3 separate regions of the Homo sapiens genome follow, and all the other regions are linked to region 2. The links are chromatin loops, found by intact Hi-C in ENCODE. Cell type or tissue: PC-3. All regions are shown on one strand.

Region 1 (8,000 bases), 140 kb after region 2:
AATAGTCTCAACTCAGGACCACTTTCATCTTTTTTCCCCTTTAGCTTTATTTCTTACTCATCACGTAAGCACAGATATCTAAAGTGGGAGAATTTTCCTTTAGCCAGGGGTTGGGGTTAGAAGGTGGGAGATGGGAAGGCATTTTCCTTCTTTTAAATTTTGATATTTTTTCTCTCCCTAAAAGTCACTATTTCTATTGTAATATTTGCCTCAAACACTGTATTAATAAATTTAGGCATGGGGCATGCAAAAGCCAGAGACTGGCTATTTCTTTACTAAAATCTCATCCTAAAACAGTGATGAATATACTGCTTGGTTTGGAAAATTAAGGTGGAAATAACAGGAGAAAAAACGTCTGCTAATAATACAGTATTGTTTTCAGCTGTATTTTAACCTCTTTGTGCTTTACTTCTTCAATAATAAAATAAAGATAACTGTACCCATCTTTCATAGTTATAAAGATTAAATAATACAACACTCGTTAAGTATTCTCATTTTTATCTTATCTGAATGTCATAGACTTCACCTTTAACATCAAATCAACTAATTGCTGTTTGTCACAAAAAGAATCAAGCAGAGAATACGCATGTTTAGGAAGAAAAATATCAGTTATGAGTAGAGTTGCCACAGGATTATCGTCCAGATGCGTTTTCTGCAATATTAGTGAAACATTACTCTCTTAGGGGCTGTGGAAGGGTTGCAGGTGATGCTGGGAAGCTAGATGTTCTAAAGCAATCCTAGAGTACTTGTCAGATGTCTTGATTAATTGCTGTTTTTGAAGCAGAAGTAAGAGCATCATATAACCGTGAACAAACACCAGACATCCAAATAAGCTCCCATCCAGTACAGCTCCACACCAGCCAAGGTACTCAGCTGTAAACTAGAGGTACTTGCTTGCCTTCTAAAGTCATCAATGAGCTTAGCCAACCAGCAAATGATAACAATAAACAACTATCCATGCATGAAACAAGAAATCAGAATTTTATACTTGTGTGCATGCTTAAGCTAGGAGAGATGCCAGTCATTGAGCTTTTTTAAAAAAAGAAAGTCTGTGGAAAAAACAAGATGGCTATTTAGAATCCCCTTCAAGACCCTGGGAAATGTACCCAGTGTCTTCCTAGCTCCACCAGTTTCTGCATATAGTGGAAAGAAGCTGTGGCTCCTGGAAGCCCCAGGAAATAAGCTACCTGCAATATGCAGAACAATTAACCTAAAGCAGATTCTGGCTGGTAAATGTGGGAGATGTGCCTTTGTTTGGTCAGGCAGAGACTTCCCTGATGTGCTCCTGTTAAGATTTTTCACACACATTTGAATTGCCTGCATTCAGCTGCTCCCCTGGCAGAAGTATTCTAAAGGCCTCACTTCTGTCACCCTGAATGAGTAGCTGGGTTGAGAGGACTGAGAGGATTTGAGAGGATTTATGTGGAGTGGCAATGAAGAGATACCCCCACCTGGGGAGTGGGGATAGGGTGTGTCTCTTCGTAGCTCCTCCACATTCTGCAGTTTGCTCGCAGTTCAATTATTTACTGAAAGTGAGTAACAAAATCATGTGTTTAGGCCTTTGATTAAAGAGAGGATAATGTTTTGTTAGATAAGTCAGCTGCAGAAATTCAGTCTGAATGTGGCTGCTGCCGCAGCTGAAAGGTTTTGATTTGGCTAATCACAGAGGTCTTTCTCAAACACTAACTAAGGACTCCAAGCAGAACAAATTCATTCCTGATGAAGTCTTGAAACCGACAACATGGAATAATTTGAATCACAGACCTGTAAAATTTGATCAGGATGGAATTAAACAACTCTCCTGAAGTGATTTGGCAGCCTATTTTAACCAAGGCACTACAGTGACACTGGGTAGCCAATGGAGGGTCATTTTTATCTGTAATCTTGCTCGGATTTCTGCTTCCAAAAGGAATTCTGAGGCTCATACCATGGAGGTTGTATTTGCTTGCCTGAAATCAAACTTGAAGATATGGCACAATACTCACTCGCATGCTCTATTCACTACCATTTATGGCTTCATCATTTTCAAAAGTGTCCAGACCTCTCTGGGATCCACTTATGTTAGGACCATATCTTGGGGGGTGATGGTACATATATATGTATTACCATCTGTGTGCAAAATAATTTCTTTTTATTTCTCCTACACTTTACATCTCATACATTTTAAAGGATTTAAAGTACACATAGATGGAGAGAAAATAGGAAATTAGCATAAGATCATCAGCCCAACCTTGAACTACACTGGCCCCAAGGTAGAAATTCTCTTTGAGTGGAATCTTTTTTCTTTTTTTTTGAGACGGAGTCTTGCTCTGTCACCCAGGCTGGAGTGCAGTGGCGCGATCTCAGCTTACTGCAAGCTCTGCCTCCCAGGTTCACGCCTCAGCCTCCGGAGTAGCTGGGACTACAGGCGCCCGCCACCACACCCAGCTAATTTTTTGTATTTTTAGTAGAGATGGGTTTTCACCGTGTTAGCCAGAATAGTCTTGATCTCATGACCTCGTGATCTGCCCGCCTCGGCCTCCAAAAGTGCTGGGATTACAGGCGTGAGCCACCGCACCCAGCCCTTTGAGTGGAATCTTAATGAAATATATTGACTCATTCACTTTTGTTTTCATAGTTTACTGGTCAGGCAATATTAGCTGGGCCTTCCGGGGACAGGGTAGATGAGAGGATAGAGTCTAAGTGGGAAGAGAGATTCCTCGAGTCCTACTCTAGATGCTGTAAATTCTGTTCTTGAATATAAGCAATTTGTACATTGTGATAAAAGACTCTCCTTTATCTTTGCAAGAAAATGTTAAAAATCATTATTAAACCATTTTACCACAAAAAGGTGCAACATCGAAAAAACATATTTTTAAATATTATGATCTACTTTCTTAGATATAGGTGTAATGAAGGAAACTTTCTGAGGATGGTACATAGGACAGAGCTCATCAAATTTTAGAAGGTGTATGTGGTGGTGGGATGAAGGGTCAAAATGGCAGCCGATTACAAAAGAAAAGAAGATCTAAAAAAATCAATATCCAAAATGGACAATAAAAAATAAAATTACTGAATTTCAAAGAAGGAAAGTGAGTAGGAGGTTTAAGAGAATGATAAAATGAAGATGATCCAAAAATGTGGTATAAAAATTGTGCATTTTTGAAGCAAACATCATATTATATTTTATTGATAGACCTTACATGTTACTGATGCTTGGTGACAAGAGAAATGTTATTGCTAGAGCAAGGAGTCTGTGGGTGGCAAGCCACCCAGGCGCCGAGGCAAGAGACCAAGGACATGAGCTGTTCCAGTATAATAAAATATAAAACAAGAATAGTTATACCAGATATAGAGCTTAGATATGATTATATATGAATATCATTAATCATTAGTTGGTAGTAATTACTCTTTATCCCAATATTATAATAATCCTCGCTCTATAATCATAACCTAGGAAAAACCAGGCCACACAGAGATAGGAGCTGAGGGGACATAGTGAGGTGTGACCAGAAGACAAGAGTGAGAGCTTTCTGTTATGCCCGGACAGGGCCACCAGAGGGCTCCTTGGTCTGGCGGTGACGCCAGCATCTGGGAAGACCCCCATTGTCAGGCGGACCGTGGTCTAGCGGTAGCGAAAAGTGTCAAGGAAAACCATCCGCTACTTAGCAGACCGGGAAAGGGAGTCTCCTTTTCCCTGGGGGAGTTTAGAGAAGACTCTGTTCCTTCACCTTTTGTGGAGGGCCTGACATCAGTTAGGCTTGCCGGCAGTTATCCGGAAGCCTAACCGTCTCCCTGTGATGCTGTGCTTCAGTGGTCACACTCCTAGTCCACCTTCATGTTCCATCCTGTACACCTGGCTCTGTCTTCTAGATAGCAGTAGAAAATTAGTGAAAGTACTAAAAGTCTCTGATATGCAGAAATATGGCATAAGCTGTCTTTCTCTTTGTCTCCTCTCTCTCTCTGCCTTGGCTGCCAGGCAGGGAAGGGCCCCCTGTCCAGTGGACACGTGAACCACGTGACCTTACCTATCATTGGAGATGACTCACACTCTTTACCCTGCCCCTTTTGCTTTGTATCCAATAAATAACAGCGCAGCCAGACATTCGGGGCCACTACTGGTCTCCGCGCGTTGGTGGTAGTGGTCCCCCAGGCCCAGCTGTCTTTTCTTTTATCTCTTTGTCTTGTGTCTTTATTTCTACACTCTCTCATCGTCGCACACGGGGAGAGACCCATGGACCCTGTAGGGCTGGTCCCTGCAGGAGTCAAACAAATCGCTGGCTTCTCACAGCAATGAACAGGGTCTCTCACTTCAAGTTATTTATCCAGTGGCATTACTTCTTTGTGTTTTCTGAGGCATGCAGAGTGACATTGTGGGTAGAGGCCAGAGGGTGCTAAAGCCTGAAAGTGTGACATTTGCCTACAAATGCATATAAAAATGCACGTGCTCAATGTTTAAAACAGCTTTTAAATTCAAAGGAAATTCTTTTTAAACTAAGCTTTGCTCTTCAAAATGTTGTAAAAATTCCCAGGGTAGAAGGAGGTCCCCTTTTTAAAAATTTTCATTAAGCAATAATCCATTCCGATAATAAGCATCAAGAAAAGGAAATTAGGTCTACTAACGTGACACATTTCCTTTAATATATATAACTTAGTTCCTTTTTTTTTTTTTTTTGAAGATGCAGTGGCACAGGTAAAGAAATACAAACTTTTCCCTACCACAACTCTACCCTAAAGCTTAAAATATTTTTAAATGTCTCTGATGCATTTACTCAAAAATATATATTATTTATATTTTAAGCTACCCAGTCTATGGTATTCTGTAACGGCAGCCTAAACTAAGACATGATTATTCTTAACAAATCACAATGTTTCTTTGCCATAATTATATATATTATATACACTTCTTTCACAAACCATTGTTTGTGAAATATAAGGCTCATACAAGAGAGGCTGATTGAAGAAGTATGTATTGCTGAGTCACAACAGCAGAATACAAAAAAAATTTGGTCTCCTTTAGTGAATTCTAATGTCAACATTAATTTAAAGGAGAGAAGAATGCTCTTAATAAGTTTGGAAGCATTTATTTATTTGTGGTTTGTTGTGGCTTAAATGTTTGTATCACCGCCAAATTTATATGTTAAAATCCTAACCCACAATGTGATGTAATTAGGAGATGAAGCCTTTGGAAGGTGATTGGGCCATAAGGGTGGAGCCCTAATAAATGGGACTTGTGCCCTTATAGAAGAGACCTTGAGTGCTCACTCCCTCTCTCTTCACTATGTGAGGATACTGCAGGAAATCAGTCATCTGAAAATCAGGAAGAAGGCCTTCACTAGACACTGAATTTGCTAGCACCTTGATCTTGGACCTCCCAGCCTCTGGATGGTGAGAAATAAATGTTTGTTGTTTGGCAGGGTGCAGTGGCTCACGCCTGTAATCACAGCACTTTGGGAGGCCAAGGCAGGTGGATCACGAGGTCAGGAGTTCAAGACCAGCCTGGCCAACATAGTGAAACCCCGTCTCTACTCAAAATACAAAAATTAGCTGGGCATGGTGGCACGCACCTGTAATCAGCTACTCAGGAGGCTGAGGCAGGAGAATGGCTTGAATCTGGGAGGCGGAGGTTGTGGTGAGCTGAGATCACACCACTGCACTCCAACCTGGATAATAGAGGAAGACTCCATCTCAAAAACAAAACAAAACAAAACAAAACAAAAAAAAAACAGTTTGTTGTTTAAGCCACCCAGTCTTTGGTATTCTGTTATATTAGCCTGAATTAAGTCCTGATTATTCTTAATAAATCACAATTTTCCCTTGCTATAAATTATTTTAAAATAAATTATATAAAAATGCACAGAAAATGAAGACCTTAATTAAAATAAATTGGAAGGCATTCCAAGTGCTATTAACATTAAGTGATAGGCCCATTTTCTCTGATTTACCAGAACAAAAGGCAAGTCATTTGACATTTCCTTGGCCTTAAAATATCCACCTGGAAATGGAGATGCTAATTTTAATGTAATTCAGATAACTGGTAACATGTATAACTAATATAAATGCTTATAACGTATTGTCCTGCATATACATTATTATGACAAATGTTAAAAGAGAATATTTTGTTTTTCTGATATTCTCATGTTGATTCCAGAGATAAAGACATACTGTTTAAAAGGAAGAATTTGGATCCTTGGGAAAACAACCAGTAAAGATTTTGACAAATATCTATAGACTTCCCACATTACTTACAAGTTGACTATAGACTCCATCACTGCCTTCAAGTATGATAAAATTGCTAATTTCATGGGGTATGTCTAAGCTCTTTTCTTTGGTTTCTCTGAGGTACTTTTTAAATGTTTATTGGGGCTATCTTAAAACTATCTTCCTTTGATTCTTCTGAAGTTGCATTTTAAAGTTTTGCTTCCCAGTGACTCATGCTTTCTTCATTTCCTGTTTCAGCTTCTCTTCTGCCGTCTGCTCCATAAATGGGGCCCTCTGCCAAGTTTCTGTTCCCTTTCTATGTTTTCTCTCTTATACATTGTATATACCTCTATGGCTTTAAATGTTGCTACTAAGTTAAAGATTTCTCAATTCATTTATTTGGCAGCATATCTCTCTTGGTTCCAGTTAAAATTTCAGCTCCCCATCCGTAAGCTTTACATGTGCATCCTATGTAATATTTCTGGCTTCCAGCCTGTTCTGATCATGTTGCACTTGGAGAATACCTTTTCCTTGGTGAATTTGCTTCCTGATTCTCCCCGCTGAATAGCAACCACATCTCTAATTCAAACCTCTCGGCTCCAGATCAGTACATTCAATATTCAACTGGTTCTTTAATAATTACACATTAACACAAAAAAGTTACAGCAGTTCAACTTACCATACACAGGGTTCTTGATTTACCACTCTTCAATCTGATTCTTTTCTGGTGTCCTTTGCCTCAGTGAATTATATCACTCTCTATATTGTTTCACAAATTAGAAACATGGGCGTTATCTTTGACTTATCCACATGTGCAATACAATACAACCATCACCACTGATTTAATCAAAGCTACCTTAATGTTTCCCCCATATTATCAGAAAGCTTAACAATTCTCTTCATATAAGCACTTATTTTCTTCTCTCCTCTGCTTTCTTTACTGCAACTACACTCAGTTTCCATTTCCTTTCTCTTCATTTATCTGAAATTCTACTCATTCTTAAAATCTCAGTTTATGGTCCAATTCTTCAAAAGTTTCCATGATTTCTACTGGCCGTCAAATTTTATTTTAATTTATAAAGTAGCAATATCTTGGAAAGCTAATGTGCTTTCATTTAGACCCATTTCACAGATGAGAAATTTAAGGCTCAAAAGGAGATGTCATATGCCTGAAGTCCCCTAGCTACTCAGTAACAGAGCAGGGGTTTGAAAACAAGTTTATGTCACTTAAAATTCAGCCTGGTCTGCAATATTACCTCCCACAATGTTCAATCTTGTCTCTAATGTTTTAGTGTTATTACTATGGTACTGTTTTTGTGTTTCCATTGTTTCATATTCTCATCCGGAGTAGAAACTCCCAGAGAGAGGAACCATTGCTTCATTTGATCATTTAACAAATGCTTTTGTCTATTATATACCTGACATTACACTAGGACCTAGGAATACAGAGCTAACATGTCAAATTTAACAATAACTAATTGTCTCCATGATAAAAGATACTGTTTGGCAGGTCTAAATAATTACTAATAAACCCCTAATATTCTCTATTTTAATGTTGACTATTAAAAATCTGCATCAGATATAGCTTTTTATAAAGCCAGTTATAGAAATCTTGAAAAAGTGTTTTGGGATATAATTCTGATTTGGAAGATATAAATAAATTCTTTTTAAAAATATCCTGATGAAATACTCAGAGGTACAGTCAATTTTTATATACCATTTAAGGTATTATGTAAGGTTCAACATAGATGACATGTTTAACAGTACATATTATAGAAATTCACAGACTGAGTTCAGAAGTGATTAAATAGATATCAATA
Region 2 (8,000 bases):
GCCACTTAACATGCTGAAAATGTAACACAGTGGAGTACTGAAAAGGATTCAGACACTGCTTTCTTAGTCCCTAGTTTTGAAAAACTCATATTTTAGTGAAGAAAATGATAGTTAATTAAACAAATAAATACAATGGGATGACTGCCTTGATAGCTGCTATGGAAGCACATAACAGAAACAAACGCCCAGGAATGGAGGTCACTGTCTTTATATCTGGAATAAATGTAAAACTAAGAGTTAGCTACACAAAGACAGGGAGTGTTGCTGGAGCGGAGTCCAGCATATGTGAAGCATGGGAGGCCTATAAGATGACATATTTTTGCAGAACTGAAAAAGAGTTAGGATGGACAGTAGTGGTAGAAGTTTGTGAAGTGTATAGTAAAGAATACTCTCAGAGAAATAACATTATATTGGGTTTACTGAGTACTCTTGAATGAATTTTAAATAGGTTGGTGAGATCATCAAACTTATTTATATAAAAGTAACCTAGGTTGTAAGTCAGAAACTAGTTTAGACGAGGCAAAATTAGGAAAAAGCTACAGAAAAAGCATTTGAAAGTCATTATAATAAGGAGAGAGATGAAAGTGGACTGAATGAAGTTATTGACAATGGGAATGGACAAAACAGGACCAAATTGAGTTGGCGACACAAAAGAGAAGTTCATTTAAACTCTGTCTTTTCTAGAATATATGAAACACCACACTGGGGAGTTTCCTGTTAAAGACATGAGGACAGGGGATCCATTGTAATAATTTGTGTTTTTCTGCAGTTTTCTTAAATAACTGTATTTTCTCATAATTTATAACTCTACTATGTGTTGATATCAGATATTACTTTTCACAATAGGTTTCTATTAACTCTCTGAATGACCTCTCCTCTTCAAATTTTGTCATTCTACCTTTAGTTTCCAACATGCTGCTATTGTATCTGAGGAAGACTTGTTAAACAGCACATACACCAGATTATTTATAAAATAAGACAGTCCTATTCATTAGACTGTAGTCCAGAAAATGAGGTTAGTCTTTTTTCTTCTATGAATCTTGCCATGTTCTTCAACCTGTTTGCCCATCAGAATCTTGCTTACTGGTCTGTAGCTATACAGATGTATTTTGAAAATTTGAGGTTGCCAGAAATATGAGCACTAAGTCAGCTTATTATTATATATTATTTATATGTTTAAATTTATTTTTCATATTATATTAGGAAAACCCTTGCATTCAATGTATAACTTTATGTTTGGTAGATAGAATTGAAAAAACCTACATTTTTTGACCAAACTGCATATTAATGAAGAGATAAGAGAGGCATATATGTTTATTTGAATTAGCTATCCATTAATTGTCTCATCTTTACATGAATTCCAAGAATCAAGCAATAAGACAGTTTTATAAAATTGGACTTTCTAATGGTTTTTAAAATGTGAGTATTTTGGTAAGTCTTTAAATTGACTAGCTAGATTGTACTGATTAAAATTGCCATTTCAGTACAATCCTTTTAGGTGATATTTATAGCTATCATGTAATTCCTATCATAAGATTTACCACCATTGTCATATGTTATCATTCAATTAAAAAGCCATATTATGTAAATACTATCCCTACCTTGTTATATTTTTAAATTAGAGTATGGAGATTAGTAACATCTCTCTACTATTTATCTATCTATGTCCTCTAGCAACCTTTTTTTAAAACCTTCCTTCCAGGTCTTGTTTTCCTGCTAAGACTGTTTCTGGTTAGTACAATAAGCAAATCTACTGCAGTAACTTTTTCTGACCCAGGAACTCTGAAGAAATTCATAGAGTTAAACAAATTTTTTTCATGACTTGGGATGCTGAGCAACTATGCTTTTCACAGGGCCTGCCACCCGGATTCTCAAAGGATTATGCCTGCAGAGTTATCAATACAGATTGTCTTTGAACAGAATTGGCTTGGAGAACAGTTCCAAAGTCTCTGCCTCCTGTTTCCTGGTCATTTGACTGCAGGGCATTTATAACCAACCAATGAATCAATTAATTAAATGCTTTCCTCTTTTAGGAAAGAATCTTCATGAGTGTCTATTATATTCTCAAACTCTTAGAGAAGACCATAATACAAGGCTTCTGAAATTCAGGTATATGAGAGTCCAGAGTTCTCTCTGTGTCAGCCACTGTGCTAAGGCCACTTGTAGAGCATGGACACGCAAAACGGCTGATAAACATTTTATCAGTATTCTTACCATAAGAAAATCCATTTTATATTTTAATTGTTTATATTCTGAGATTTCTGGAGTAAGTTATCGAAGGGGAAAATGATTTTTTCACAGATGCATATTTTCCTTTGCAACAATTATAGTTTTAGTTTATCTTTGTTTTCACCTAATTACTGATAGTTGAAAAATATGTCAATATTTGTTGAATTTTCCAAAATACTTTCCTTTTAAAGGGCATAATACACCATTAAAAATGTTTGATAGGAAGGAATATTCAGCTCAATATTAACGATGAATAATTGATAGCACAGAGAGATTAATTGCTAATTCGAGGTCACACAGTTGGTCAGTCTTTATTCAGAAAATGAAGTCATTATTTCAAGGCCACAATGATGAGGCTTCATAATTCCCATAATAATTCCAACTTAAGTTTTTATATGTTATCTTCATGAGAAAAGGAGCAAATATTTCCTTGTATGTAACTTTCAAAATAATTTATGAGGCTCTATTATCTTTTGTTCTTTCTAAGTTTATATTTGTCTACTTTTTTACACGTTTAAACATTTTTTTGGGCTCAGCATAAGAAAATACTTTTAGAGATTGAATTATAGAGAAAGTTGCTAAAAATATTCATACTCTATCATGAGACTTTAACATTGTGGTCAAAAACTTAATCTTAAAATTTCAAGCTTATAACATATATACATATGCAAATAAGTAGTCAAGAATAGTTTTTTGAAACGTTTCATCTGACTCACAGGGGCTAACTGAGCTATGAAATGTGAAAATCTGCCAAACATGAAACTGAGAAGAAAACTCAAACATGCCCAGGGCAATAAATAAGATTTATATTTTTTTTGTTTGTTTCTGGTGTGTGTTTGTTTTTATTTCTAGCTGACTAATGTGTATCTTCAGTGATGAATAATATGACAAAATAATCTTTACTGAACTCAACAATCTGAATCTTGAGTAAATTAGACATGAAGAAACTTATGAAAATTTTATGTGATGTGCTAATGGCTTGCTTCTCTTTGGCCCTTTTCTCTGTTTTGTTGTCTAGCAATATTCAAATCCTTGCCCATTAGTTATGGAATTTCTAAGGGTAGGTACTTAGTTTTAATCTAGTTTTTCAATTCCAGGTTCTAACACAGTGTTTGGCTCAAAATAAATACTCAACAAATTGTACAATAATAAAGTAACTTGAAAAGAAAATCACATGAAAACTTGAATGTTCATAAATCTTAAAGAAAAATCACCTAACTTCAGATCTTTTCCTAAGAATCTTCTTCATTCACTTTACCACTCCTATCCTCATCTTAATGGAACAGAAGTGAAAAGGAGGAGGATAAACATTTTAGCTTTTAGCAAATTAAAGGAATCAAAAAATAAGAATATCTTCATAAAATAGAGGTGACATTTTTTAAACGGAGCTTGAAAAATGAATAGAATTTTGACAGCACAGATTGTAGTGCTTAGATTGAAAGGAAAAACGAAGACTTAGTAGCATAAGATTGAATGTGTGAAGCAATGGCAATTGATTTAACTGAAGACCAGGGTAGGTATATGGGAAGACTTGTACAAATTTAGGCCACAACCTTGAAAGCCAGGCAAATAAGTTTACCTTAATTGGTTAGAGATAAAAGTCCATTATGTTTTTAAAGGTCATCTTTTTTTTTTTTTTTCTTATTTTTTTGAGATGGAGTCTTGCTCTTGTGGCCCAGGCTGGAGTGCAATGACTCTATCTCGGCTCACTGCAACCTCCACCTCCTGGGTTCAAGCGATTCTCCTGCCTCAGCCTCCCGAGTAGCTGGGATTACAGGCGCCTGCCACTACGCCCAGCTAATTTTTGTATTTTTAGTAGAGATGAGGTTTCGCCATGTTGGCCAGGCTGGTCTCAAACTCCTGACCTTGTGGTCCGCCCACCTCGGCCTCCTAAAGTGCTGGGATTACAGGCGTGAGCCACTGCACCTGGCCATCTTTTTATATATACTAGTCTCTTTTTATTTGACTGGATTGGATCTTCAGCCTCTATGTAAATAGTATTCTCAACAACAGTAATCCTTTCCCTGTTCACTATTAACCGAGCAGTAAATGATCCTCAGTATTCGATTCTGCCTTTAGACTCTTCTTCTGTTTAAAAAGCAATATTTTTCTGCAGTGCCAGCTACTCAGGAGGCTGAGGTGAGAGGATCACTTGAGCCTAGATGTTCGAGGCTGCAATGAGCCATGATCATTCAGTGAGACCCTCTCTCTAAAAAAATAATTAATTGAATAAACAATGTTTCTGAATATATTATAAAGGAGAAATCATATGTACTCTTGTTGCCCTCTGATTGAACTATTTGCTTCCTCTCTCTCTGGGTGAATACATGTGCTTTTGTTTCACCACCTGACTTCTTAAAAGTCAGAGCAATTTTCATACTTTAAACATTCACATTTAATATAGATAATAAATTAAGAATTTTCTTTACACTTCTCAATATTAAATTTATTTCATCCAGTTATAGAGATTCAGGGACCTAGTATACTGAGATAAGAATTGGTTCCAGTAGTTTTATAGACTTAAGATAATTTTTGGTATGTTATTTTTAATTTTATAGGCTCAAAGAAGCCAAGATCCATTTCTCTTAGGACTTGGAATAATCCTTTGGGTTGTATTTTTAAAAATCCCTTTCTTATATCTCTCTGCAAGACCACTGTATGAGGAATAAAAGTGTTGGGTCAATTCCAAACCACTCTAAAGTGGAATTAAACTGAGGCTTCTTTCTCAAGCCAAGGTGAGCCGGAATAAGGTCATTCTTGAAACATATGAGTAAGTGCCATTGCTCTCAACATTATTCTATAGACCAATTTTTACAACATGGGTAGAGAATTAAAAGAAAAAAAGGTAGTTTTCCAGTCTTATAATCATGTTGTTTTCATCACTTGTGTATTTGTAGCAGAAATTGAAGATATTACAGAACAAACAATATTCAAACACCCTAAGAACACTGTACAATAACAGCAAGGCTATTTCAATTTACTGTTTTGAAATGTTAAGTATCTCACTTTTTTTCTTCTCTTTTTCAGTCTGCATATTCTCCGTACTTGGCTACTTGATGCTGATCCTCTGGTGAGGTCTACTGCTGACCCAGACAATGCAAGCTCTGGTCTTTACCCTTTGCCCATCAGCCCTTTCCCTCCTCCTCTGACACCAACTTTCATCTTCCCTGCAGCCAGAGTTTTCCAGGCATGAAAAAGTGACTCTCTTCTCAGATATGACAGGCAGAAAAGCTGCCACTTACACTGAGTGCACTTTGGGTCTTTAGAGGAAAGTAAGGGGAATTCAAATGAGGGGAACCCTTCATGTAGCTTCGCAGTTAACTAACTTTGATGACTGTTTATCTTTCATCTTCACAGCTGTTTTTTTGAAGCAAATATATTTAAGGAAAATAGTAAACTAGATCCTAAAGTTTAAAATACCTTTCCTTGTTGTATCCTCTGCTTTCTTTTTCCTTGTCTATTAAGTTTAAGACAAATTTACAATGAAAATAAAGTGGACCTCTGATGGTACCCTGAAGTCTGAATTTTTTATTATTATTATCTTTTCTTTTTCATTAGGTCTGACTCCTGTGTAACTATGCCTGCAGGGAAGGAGATACTACCCAAGCAGGCACTGTTATTATTTGGAGCTATAATATATCCCTTTTACAGGTTGTTTTGCATTTCTTTCCTGGAGATAATAGCAGTATAATTTTGAAATATTCTTTAGTAGAAGCTTCTACTATTATACATCATAGAAAAAATTTGACTTGCACTGGTCACTGTAATATATTTGTCGTTACATATATTCAGCAACTGTTTATAGCAAGTTTGGCTTAGTTGACTGATACATTTCCTTAATTATTTAGATAAGAATAATCATAAGCATTAAATATGGAAGGAAAGTTGGTTTGAGGCTACCCAGAGGACTGTGAGATTTTGTTGCATTTCGGTCTGACATGTCCTTACATGCTTCAGTATAGAAGAAAGTGTAATAGAAAAAGTCACTTGATTTTTACTTCCAGGTCTCCCACTATTATTTCCACAGGCAAGAGATTTCATGTCTTCATACTTCAGATGCTTATTTATAAAGTTAATGAAGAGCTTGGCTATTTCCAAAGCCTTTCTCAGAAATATATATTTCCTCAAGCATAGGAAACATTTAAGATTTAAATTGTAACAAGTCCTTGCTCAGGAATATGAATGGATGTGATGAGGTTCATGACACAGTACCTCAAAATGTGGCACCATGGAATACTGAGTATTTTAACCTAAAGGAATTTTAGAAAACAACAGAAGCAGGAAGGACACTCTGACATTCCTTCACAATTCTCCTCTGAAGCAGGCCATAAAAGAATTATCTGACATTCCTTTAAAGTCATAGAACCTTCATTTCAGATGGGTCTCTCTGTACTCAGAAGAAAGGAGTGAAGACACAGAGACAGTAGAATCTGAACAAACAGGCCAAACTTAGTTCTCCAGCTTATTGCCATTAGACCATACCCTTTTGTTCTCCAATCACTCTTCTTCATGATCGTCCATAAAAATACACAGTTTTTCCCGTTTCTATGGGTCTTCATTTCTGAAGGGTCCCATGTCTTGACCATAAACTTGTAATGGATGAAGAAAAGATATTACTCTTTTTCCCCTACAATTAAGTGCAAAATACAGGTTAAATAACTTGAGTCATGATTTTATATAGCTCTAAAAATTAGAATTCTATGTGGAAAAATAAAATGAATCTGATATAAATGTATGGCTCGTAGCTTTGAGACAGTCAGGTGGGAGGGGGACCCTGGAGAAACTCCAAACATCCTGCCCACTGGGGTGGAGCCACAGATGTTAGTGCCCTTTGCAGCATGGAAGAGCTGGGCTCCTCCTCTTCCTGTGTGGAACCTGAGATTCGAACACTGGGTGGAAATTGCTCTAGCGGATTGAGTACATTGAGTATCTAAAGTTATCAGAAGCCTGTATTTGAGAGCACCTGAAGAAACCAGGCACCTGGCTTTTCTAATGCTTCAGAGGGCCCCTGAAGTGTCCAGAAAAGAGAGGAAAACATGATTATTTGTCATGTTTAGGTACATGGGATTGCCAAAAATGATGTTCAATCTTCTTTAGGTTATATCTTAGTAAATAGTGCTTATATATGTTCCAGAATTGTATGGGATTTTTAAAATTCCAATGTCTGAATATATGCTATCAATTATAATTAAGGTTTTTACGTTAATTTATTGTAAACCACAGAGATAAGGAAACTTCTTTGTCAATCCTGTTTCTAACCATAACTGCCCTGGACATTTTGTTAAAACAGACAATTGCCTAGTTTTAATCCTTTTCAAAGGTGGCTTATAATGAGCTATAGAACTTTAACAGGTGCTCTCAAATACAGGCTTCTGATAACTTTAGATATTGTAACATTGGAAAAAAGGAAAATGGACAGGACTCATAAAGAGCTGCAATACTTATGAATATGAAGCAAAATAAGATTTAACTAAATGGACTGAACTCAGAAAGCTGAAGCTCTGAAGCAAATATTTTTGACTTTTGCTTGGAATATTGCTGATCCTTGTTTTGTTTTTCAGTGTCAAGGAAACTTATTTTTTAACTATTTACAGCCTTTAATACTTGAGTAAGTTATACTCCTATGAACAAAATTTGGAGCATGTTTGTTTTTCTCTGCTTGGTTCCTCTAGAATTTGGAAACTACCTGTGAGTATTCTTATGGCAATATAGTTGTTTGCATCAGTGCAATAAGAATCCATTTTGCTTTTGCAACAGATCACAATTGGAGA
Region 3 (8,000 bases), 220 kb after region 2:
TGCTTCTCTCCTCCTTTGACCATGAAAGCAGGAATCCAAAGGACACTGTCATTCAGCATGGAAAGTCTATGCACAAATTTTTCTCTGTCACTCTCATTTCGAAAGCCTCCAAATGCTCTTTGTACAACTGATGGATTCATGGTAATAAAATCTGATTTAGTTCCCACATCTGCAGCAAACTCCACCACAGGAGCTAGATTACACCTGAAGAGGAAAAAATTAATGGGACAAATGAAAAAAAAAGAAATATTCACTGGTAAAATGGTGTTCATGAAAAGAAGAATGGGAAATAAGCATTTTTTTAACCATGTGAAAAGAAAACCAAAAGATCATCTACTTGGTAAGATTACATTTTCAATAAGTCTCCGCACGTGCAGGAATACTGCCTGCAATAAAAATATACAGTCCCAGTACAGGGCTCAAAATGCCTCTTGTATGAATTCAACCTGTTGTCTAAGAATATCCTTTGCTATTATCTCATAAAACCACACAATTTGAATTTGTAATCAGAGAATTTATGATGGTAAATTCACAAGGGTTCTTTGGCCATTCAGTAGTCAATTTAAACCACATGCTGCTCTACAAGTGAATAAAACACATTGGACTTGACATTCTAATCTGCACCACTTGTAAAGCTTAAGTCATTTCAACAACTTTGTAAGTGTAAGGAAATAAAGTTGGCTTTACTTACACACTGAGGTTAGGGGAAAAGTGCAATTCCTTATAGTGTTTTACACAAACATATTTACAATTGCTTTCTATAGGTCTAAATGGGGAAGAAAAATAAGAAAAGTGGAGATGTCATATTTAATATGACTTTCTGGGGTTTTAAGTAATATAGAAAAGCTCTTACTATAAGATCAAATATCAGCCTTCCTGTTATTTTAGGACATCCTCAAAATATCTGTTTTCCCTTTTCGGACGTATGCATCCCTGGGGAATGCATATGTAGGGAAAGAACAGAATATGCCGTACTGTTTTCTCCACTAGAGCCATAAGGTTTTGAAAAGAGCTTGGGCCTGATGTTGTTTATATAACCTGTTATTTATATTTATATAATCTAATATAACATTCTTATATTAGAAGAAAGCTTTGAAAAGCACCTTGAATTTGGCCTTTAACCAATTTCTGATGCTTCTTTGATCGGTCACATAGACCTTTTTATACCTGATTTTAAAAATAGCTTCATTTTTTTTTTTAAAAAAACTATTTTTAACTTGCTTTTAAAAAGGTAGGTTTTAGTTGATAAAAGAAAAGTTAGATTTTGATAAACAAGAGTTTACTGTATTGGGAAAAAGTTGTTTGAATCGATTCAATCAAACCCTTCATGAAAATATGAAACTATTTTTAATACTTTTATCAGCCTTTCAAGGGAAGGGATTTTCTTTTTCTGCATTTTTGCATGTTTGGCTACATTATGAAAGTTCCTTACATTTCTCTTCCTTGTGTATTTTGTCACATTAATTGAATTATTAAACATTTTAATTAAAAAGTAAAGTATGTGTTCTGATACTAAAAATACTGTCTTATATATCGTTCCTTATCTCTCTTAATTAATATATCTTGTTACTTCCTAGATCTCCGACAATATTTAGCTACAACAACAAATATATTTCATCTCAAATTCTCTGTTATTTAGGGTTAGCTACTGAGGGAAAAATATTAACACAATAATATTATTTAGAAAGTATAAAGATTATTATCTTTTCAATTTGGGTATCTTTAATTACATCCACTATATTATATGACAGAGTATGTATTTGTTTCTACTCATGATTCATACCACTAATTATTATTAGATATTATTCATTCTCATTATGGTAAGAATATTACAAACAGGACTACCCAGAAAAAGATTTGCTGCATGCGAATACTTGTCAAAGTGAACACCTTCTTGTGGAACTCAAGGAAGATCAAGGACTTGATCATTTTAAAGTCCTAAGATGTGCTCTACACAAATATTAAAAGTAATCTAAACTCCTAATGAAGCTAGTTATCACATGAATTTGGATACTATGGGGAAAAGTATATTCTGGACATCATTATTACTGACACTTCTTTAGGTAAAATAGGGAGAATACATGTAACATTACAGTTAACATGTTCCTGTTGGGGAAGTGGCTTTGGACATATTTTTCCACTAAAACAAACCCTCAGTAATTTCTTTTTAGAGGATTCCAATTGTAGAGAAAACAATATTTGTACTTTATTTTCACTATAATAGTAAAACTAGTAAAAACCAACCCAATTAAATAGAATAAAAATGATATATTCTGCTGAATTATCCCTTCAGGAAAAAAATCACTCAATTACTGTATACTTTTTCTTGCCACATCTTTAAACATCCCACCCCCTATCCGTATTTGCCAATACCCACTCTTGATTTTCTGGTCATGAATTTCTCAAAAGGTGGTAAGATGCTCATCAATTAAAGCTGAAGGCTGAAAGATAAATGCTTTCCACTTTGAAAGCAAAAAGAAGCTAATGGAATAAGAATATTTATGGAGAACAGATTAATTTAGGAAACAAACCAACATATTTGATTTAATTAATGAATGCTAAATGAGTATGGTGCTAACTAAAGGAGCAATTGGAGATCAAAGAGTAACAAATCCACATGCAGAGTCTTGAGGATCTGAGCAGAGCACAATCAGACTTTGTCAAGGATAGTAACTGAGGTACAGGAAATAACAAGACAGAAGACACTTCATAAAATACAACGCTTTGTGGTTTTAGGAGTCCAGCTTGTTCATTTTCCTGGGGAAGAATATATATACATTTTCCCTGGAAAATAGAGTAATACAATGTCCACATGTTGCTGGTAAATTAACAACTCTGTGGTTGAGTCAGATTTTTAGTCATATAATTAGCTGAATGCCACTTATTTAAAAGAAAGCATTAAAAAATCAAAAATAACCAACGAGCTGTGTTGCACTCCAGCAATTCAGTAGACTTGTTGTGAGCATCCAAACATTACTAGCAGCAAAACTGCTGATTGAGCAGGATTATGAATATATTTGCCATCACAATTTTCATTTTTCTTTATAAAAAATTCCTTAGAGGTTATAATATTCAAAATTAGCCAGAATGTGTCTCAAGCATTTATGAGTAATACATGATACTCATATTACTCTTAATCTCATAAAATAGAGGAGTAGCCAGTTTTAAAATGATGGACTTTGGTGAGTCAAAATTGTTGAGTGCATATAAACATTTAATAGAGTCAAACAACATTATCTTTAGCCAATTTAAATATTTGTGCCCATTTTATATTTGACATGTTGAAAACATATACACAGAATTAGCTGTATTAACAATACTCTTTATTTACTCTAAACTTCCCAGTTCTCAATTTATTTGTGTTTATTCTCCAATATTGATTAAACACCTACAGGAATGCAGCTAACTCCACTGTATTCTAAGCCTCTGAATTTTCTTCCATGATTTCACACTGCATATGATGGCTTCTCATCCCTACATGCAAAATTGAAGGTACTTTCATGTTAATTTAAAAGTTATATAAAATATTTATTTTAGAATTCATAGGGAATAAATGTTTATTTCATGTGTGAGCACCTCAAGATTACAGAATTCCCTAGCAAAAAATCTCTCTTGGATTGGCCATTATTCTCTGCAGTTAAATGATACTTCAACAATGTATGCAACTAGGAGATCCCACTTGCATTTATTAACAGGCATTTATTGAGAGTTTGTTTTGCAAACACTACTCTAGAAGCTCAGACTTTTTTTCTAGCTATTTAGTTATTTATGTTATTTAACAATGACATAATCTATCCAATTTTTTAATTCTACATTTTTTAATTCTACAACGTATTGTATGTATCTGTGCTAGGTATAGAACTCATCATCCAAAACTGGAGTAAATACGGTGTAAAACATGGTGTTCTGTAATAATTGGAGGTTGTCACTTACATCCTTTCACACACCCAACAGATTAAATAAGAAGAAAACAATTCTAGGTGTATTATAGACCAAATTTTCCCCACCTTTGTTAATATTCAGACAAATTCCAAATACATAATTATCATCCTTTTTCTTTTTTGGCCAATCCCACTGTGTTGCTTCCTGTGCTAACTGACATCTCTCAGCCAAAACATTATTACCTACGGAAACACCTTTGTCAATCCACTGTGAAATAGGAACCAATGTCTTCTCTTTTCTGCCCCTAAAGGAAGCTTATTGATCCCGTTTGCTCCCATCTTGTTTCTCAGCTTGAGGAGCAAATAGAACAAAAAAAATCTGTTAGCTGTCTTTTCTTAGACTTTCTGATTACTTTCTCAAAATTTCTGTGGAAAGTTGGCACATGCGACCTGCCAGTCTCTTTGACTTTCCTGTCATGAAGGTTGTGGGCTCCACATAGACCTGAAACCATTCATTTTGCTTTGAGGTAAAAAGTAGTATCAACTTCACTTTTAGATGAGAAACTAAGGTTAAAGTGGTTGAGAAACATGTCCAAGGGCATATAGGTTATAAATGAAAAGCACCATCTAGTTTGGAATCATTCCAGGACAGGAGTTTTAACTGACACTATTATACATATGAGTTCATTCAGAAATGTGATAAATGTCTATAAATTCATCCTGCACACAAACCTTCCTATAGAACAAAGAGTGTTCTATCATTTATCCCTAGCTTTTCATCTCAGATTCCTAAGACTCAGGTATGTTATTCAAGGCCATTCAGCCATGACCTTTCCCAAATTTTGAGCAGTTATTAAACAAAAGGTTTTAAACATCTAAAACATAAATATAATATCTATACCTCAGATCTCTTGATAGACAGGATTTCAAAATGATACTAGAAAGTATTAAATAACTAATTGATAAGACTTTTGAAATATTAACCATAGGATTAAAATGGACTTTCATGTGGTATACCATAATGTAGTAAACAAAATATAAGAAATAAAGTTGAAATATCACATTAAACATTTGCATGTTCAGTATGATGAATAGGCACACAAAATACACACATACACACACACACACACCACATTTTATGCTTTTAACAATACCAATTGTTGAAATTCTCAACTTGATAGAAATACAAACAACACACATCATGAAAATAATGAAATGACTAAACAGAAGAGGAAATTTTTCACAAACCCAGGTTCGTTAACATTACTGGCAAGGGTGGGAAGAACAGTGTCATAATTTCTAGAGAAATTCACAGAATGAAAATATAATCAAACTCCTTCTAGCAAACAAAGATCTGCATACCAAGAAATATGTTAGACTGTGTCATTCCGATACTTCTGTGAAAAGAAAAATGGAATCATCGGTCAAATTTGCTATAACTGCACAAATTCTAGAGAATAGCTTAGATTTGGGAGGGGAGAAAAAGGGGAAGCGTGCCAAGGAAAAATATATTGTTTAATTTAAATAAAAATGTTAAATATATACCTCATATTTATCCAAATTTGGCTTAAACTTTAAGAAATAAAAGATATTTAGCTTCATTTCTATTCTTAGCTATTTGATCATCAGTAACCATGTGGGCAATGGAGTTCACATCAATCAAGTTACTTAACTTGTCCAAGCTTATAACTCTTTTTTTACTTCTTCCTTTATTGAAGTATAAGTGACAAATAAAAATATTTCAGAGATTCAAATTTTTCTATAAATCAGGCTAACACTGATGGGAACTGTACTGGGAAAATTAAATGAAACAAAATATTTGGAATGCCTCTCAAAATTCCTTGCCCTGGGTGGATAAAACATATTAGATTATGCTAATTCCTTTTACATGCTCTTTCCTTTTACAATCTATTATGATAATAAATCTTTTGAAATGCATGCAGGTAAGTTAAAGGCATGTCAAATAAGATCTCTGAGCAACAGCGTAAGGAAGCCCAAACTTTATTTATAACACATTTAGTAAGCCATTGTGGCTGAAATTTACTTTTGATCCCCTAGGAATTGAGACTTGAATGACTGATGGGGCCAGATTGCAAATATTTTAAATATTAGATGAAACAAATTTGACTCCATAGGCAGTGTGGAAACTTTAAAACTCATAGACATGGTCAATTGTACTTAAAAAGAGGAATATGACTCAACTGTTCAGGAGAATAAGGCCTCCCAGTTACAATTTCATAATAACATAATTCACATAGAAGATAAGAAAAATATTTTATTGTTGCTCTAAGAAGAATACTTAAATTTTTAAAATATTTATTTCTTTATTTCTTTATTTATTTTGAGATGGAGTCTCACACTGTCGCCCTGGCTGGAGTGCAGTGGCGGGATATCGGCTCCCTCCTATCTCCGCCTCCTGGGTTCAACTGATTCTCCTGCCTCAGCCTCCTAAGTAGCTGGGATTACAGGCGCCCCCCACCACCCCAGCCATTTTTTTTTTGTATTTTTAGTAGAGACGGGGTTTCACTATGTTTGTCATGCTCGTCTTAAACTCCTGTCTTCAGGTGATCCACCCGCCTCTGCCTCCCAAGTAGCTGGGATTACAGGCATGAGCCACCGCACCTGGCCGAATACCTTTTATTGAACATTTGTTATGTGCCAGGGAGCATTCTCTGTGCTTTGCATGTAATATATGTGATTCTCACAATAAGCCAATGAGACAGTCACTATTGCTGTTTTCCAATGATAAGGAAACTGAGTTGCAAGAAATTTGTCCAAGAGTACATAGTTTTAAGTAATAGAGGCAGATTTTAAGCTCATGCTCTTAAATATTATGTACCACTTAATCCCTAAGAATGGAAAGGAAGCAAAAAATAAATACAAAGAACTTGGTCAAAAGTTCAGTTGCATATGTGCAAGTGATATGGCTGTGACTTCTATCACCTTGTTGAACCTCATGTTTGGTCTGAAAGTCTGATTGGCTAAAGTGAAGGTTTCATCTTTTCTCAGTCTTCTGTAAATCCTCCTCCCCAAAGGTAGGGTCTTGGGTGGATAATCCCAGCATGCAGAAAGTCACTCCCAGGTAGGAATATACAGAAGGTTGTGCTCCTCTGAAAAGCCACCAAAGAAAACAGACATAGGAAAGAATGTGAAGGAAAATAAAAGGTTGATTCTGAGATTTCCTATGATGGAAGTGTGGGAAAAAGTTAGGTAATTAATAGTAGATGCACACACACTAAAGGAGGGAGGGAAGAAGGAAGCAAGGAAGAAAGAAGAAAAATGACCCACTTCTGAGATGCCATTTAAAAGTACAGTACTAAAATTCAGAACACATGAATTCAAATCAAGACTCTTTACAATAAAACCAGTGGCCCATATTCTCTTCCCTAAAATAAAAAGTTGTTCTAGGTGAAAATGAGAAGTAAAATCCACTCATGGAGTTTAATTTTAAAATAAATATATTGAAATGTGTAAATTTTTATCTTCTTTCTCTTCAAAAGATTTATATCATATAAGAAATGTACCCAGTATGAACAACTACACATAAACAAATGTTATTGCTGAAATAAAAAAATCTTCTTTAGCATTGGAACTCAAGTCTTGAAATAAATAATAAGAGGATACTGAAAGCATTATCTCAAAATATTATGAGGTCGCTAAAATGCTATTAATATCTTTAATTTATTTAAATGTAATCTAAAATACAATTATCTTTTCTGATATAAAGCAATGGATTAAAATAAGACATAAAATTAGAGAGTTATCCCAGGACTTCAGCTACGGACAAGTGGTAAGGACGGCTCTGTCTTACACTGTCTTTATTCACTTCAGCATATCAACAGAAAAGAATCTGTAAAATCAGGAAAGGTGCTTTTAGTCAGAGTGCTTACTTGTGAATCCACATTTTAAATCAAACTAAAACTTCACATTTATCAGCTTTCTCCTTGGAGACTTGAATGGTATGACTAATTACAAGTTAGCACTTGTTTTTTCAAGAAAGGATAAAAAATAGAGCATATTGTAAAAGGAACCAAAAAATGAATAAATTAAAATGATAAGACATCATAAAGACAACAATTTGTAAATACTTTTATCAATTAAAAAGAAATTCTAACAGCA

What was found. A loop is a pair of places that touch in the nucleus more often than their neighbours do. Peaks named below come from ENCODE experiments on the same cell type or tissue, not always from the same donor. Only the 100,000 strongest peaks of a DNase experiment are listed, where the experiment ranks them.
Region 1: a loop joins it to region 2, with 3.0 times the contacts of the local background. A loop is called at or near these places in 4 of 110 quality-filtered maps.
Region 3: a loop joins it to region 2, with 8 times the contacts of the local background. A loop is called at or near these places in 3 of 110 quality-filtered maps.

What each region holds. Positions count from the first base shown.
Region 1 is chr5:100,771,411-100,779,410 of GRCh38, forward strand. No RefSeq gene overlaps it. Among named protein-coding and RNA genes, the nearest start is that of MIR548P, 41 kb to the right of the region's middle. RefSeq lists enhancers at 5,357-6,556, 6,328-6,397. In PC-3, a CTCF peak has its summit at 3,569 (motif pointing right); a DNase peak (open chromatin) is centred at 6,441; H3K4me3 peaks cover 1,150 bases; H3K27ac peaks cover 2,205 bases.
Region 2 is chr5:100,632,159-100,640,158 of GRCh38, forward strand. No RefSeq gene overlaps it. Among named protein-coding and RNA genes, the nearest start is that of FAM174A, 100 kb to the left of the region's middle. In PC-3, no CTCF peak of the experiment used is centred here; a DNase peak (open chromatin) is centred at 3,063; H3K27ac peaks cover 1,101 bases.
Region 3 is chr5:100,856,193-100,864,192 of GRCh38, forward strand. It overlaps ST8SIA4 (ST8 alpha-N-acetyl-neuraminide alpha-2,8-sialyltransferase 4), which reads right to left. Exons shown (of 5, transcript NM_005668.6): 4 at 1-204. Among named protein-coding and RNA genes, the nearest start is that of ST8SIA4, 43 kb to the right of the region's middle. In PC-3, no CTCF peak of the experiment used is centred here; a DNase peak (open chromatin) is centred at 3,159; H3K4me3 peaks cover 474 bases; H3K27ac peaks cover 768 bases.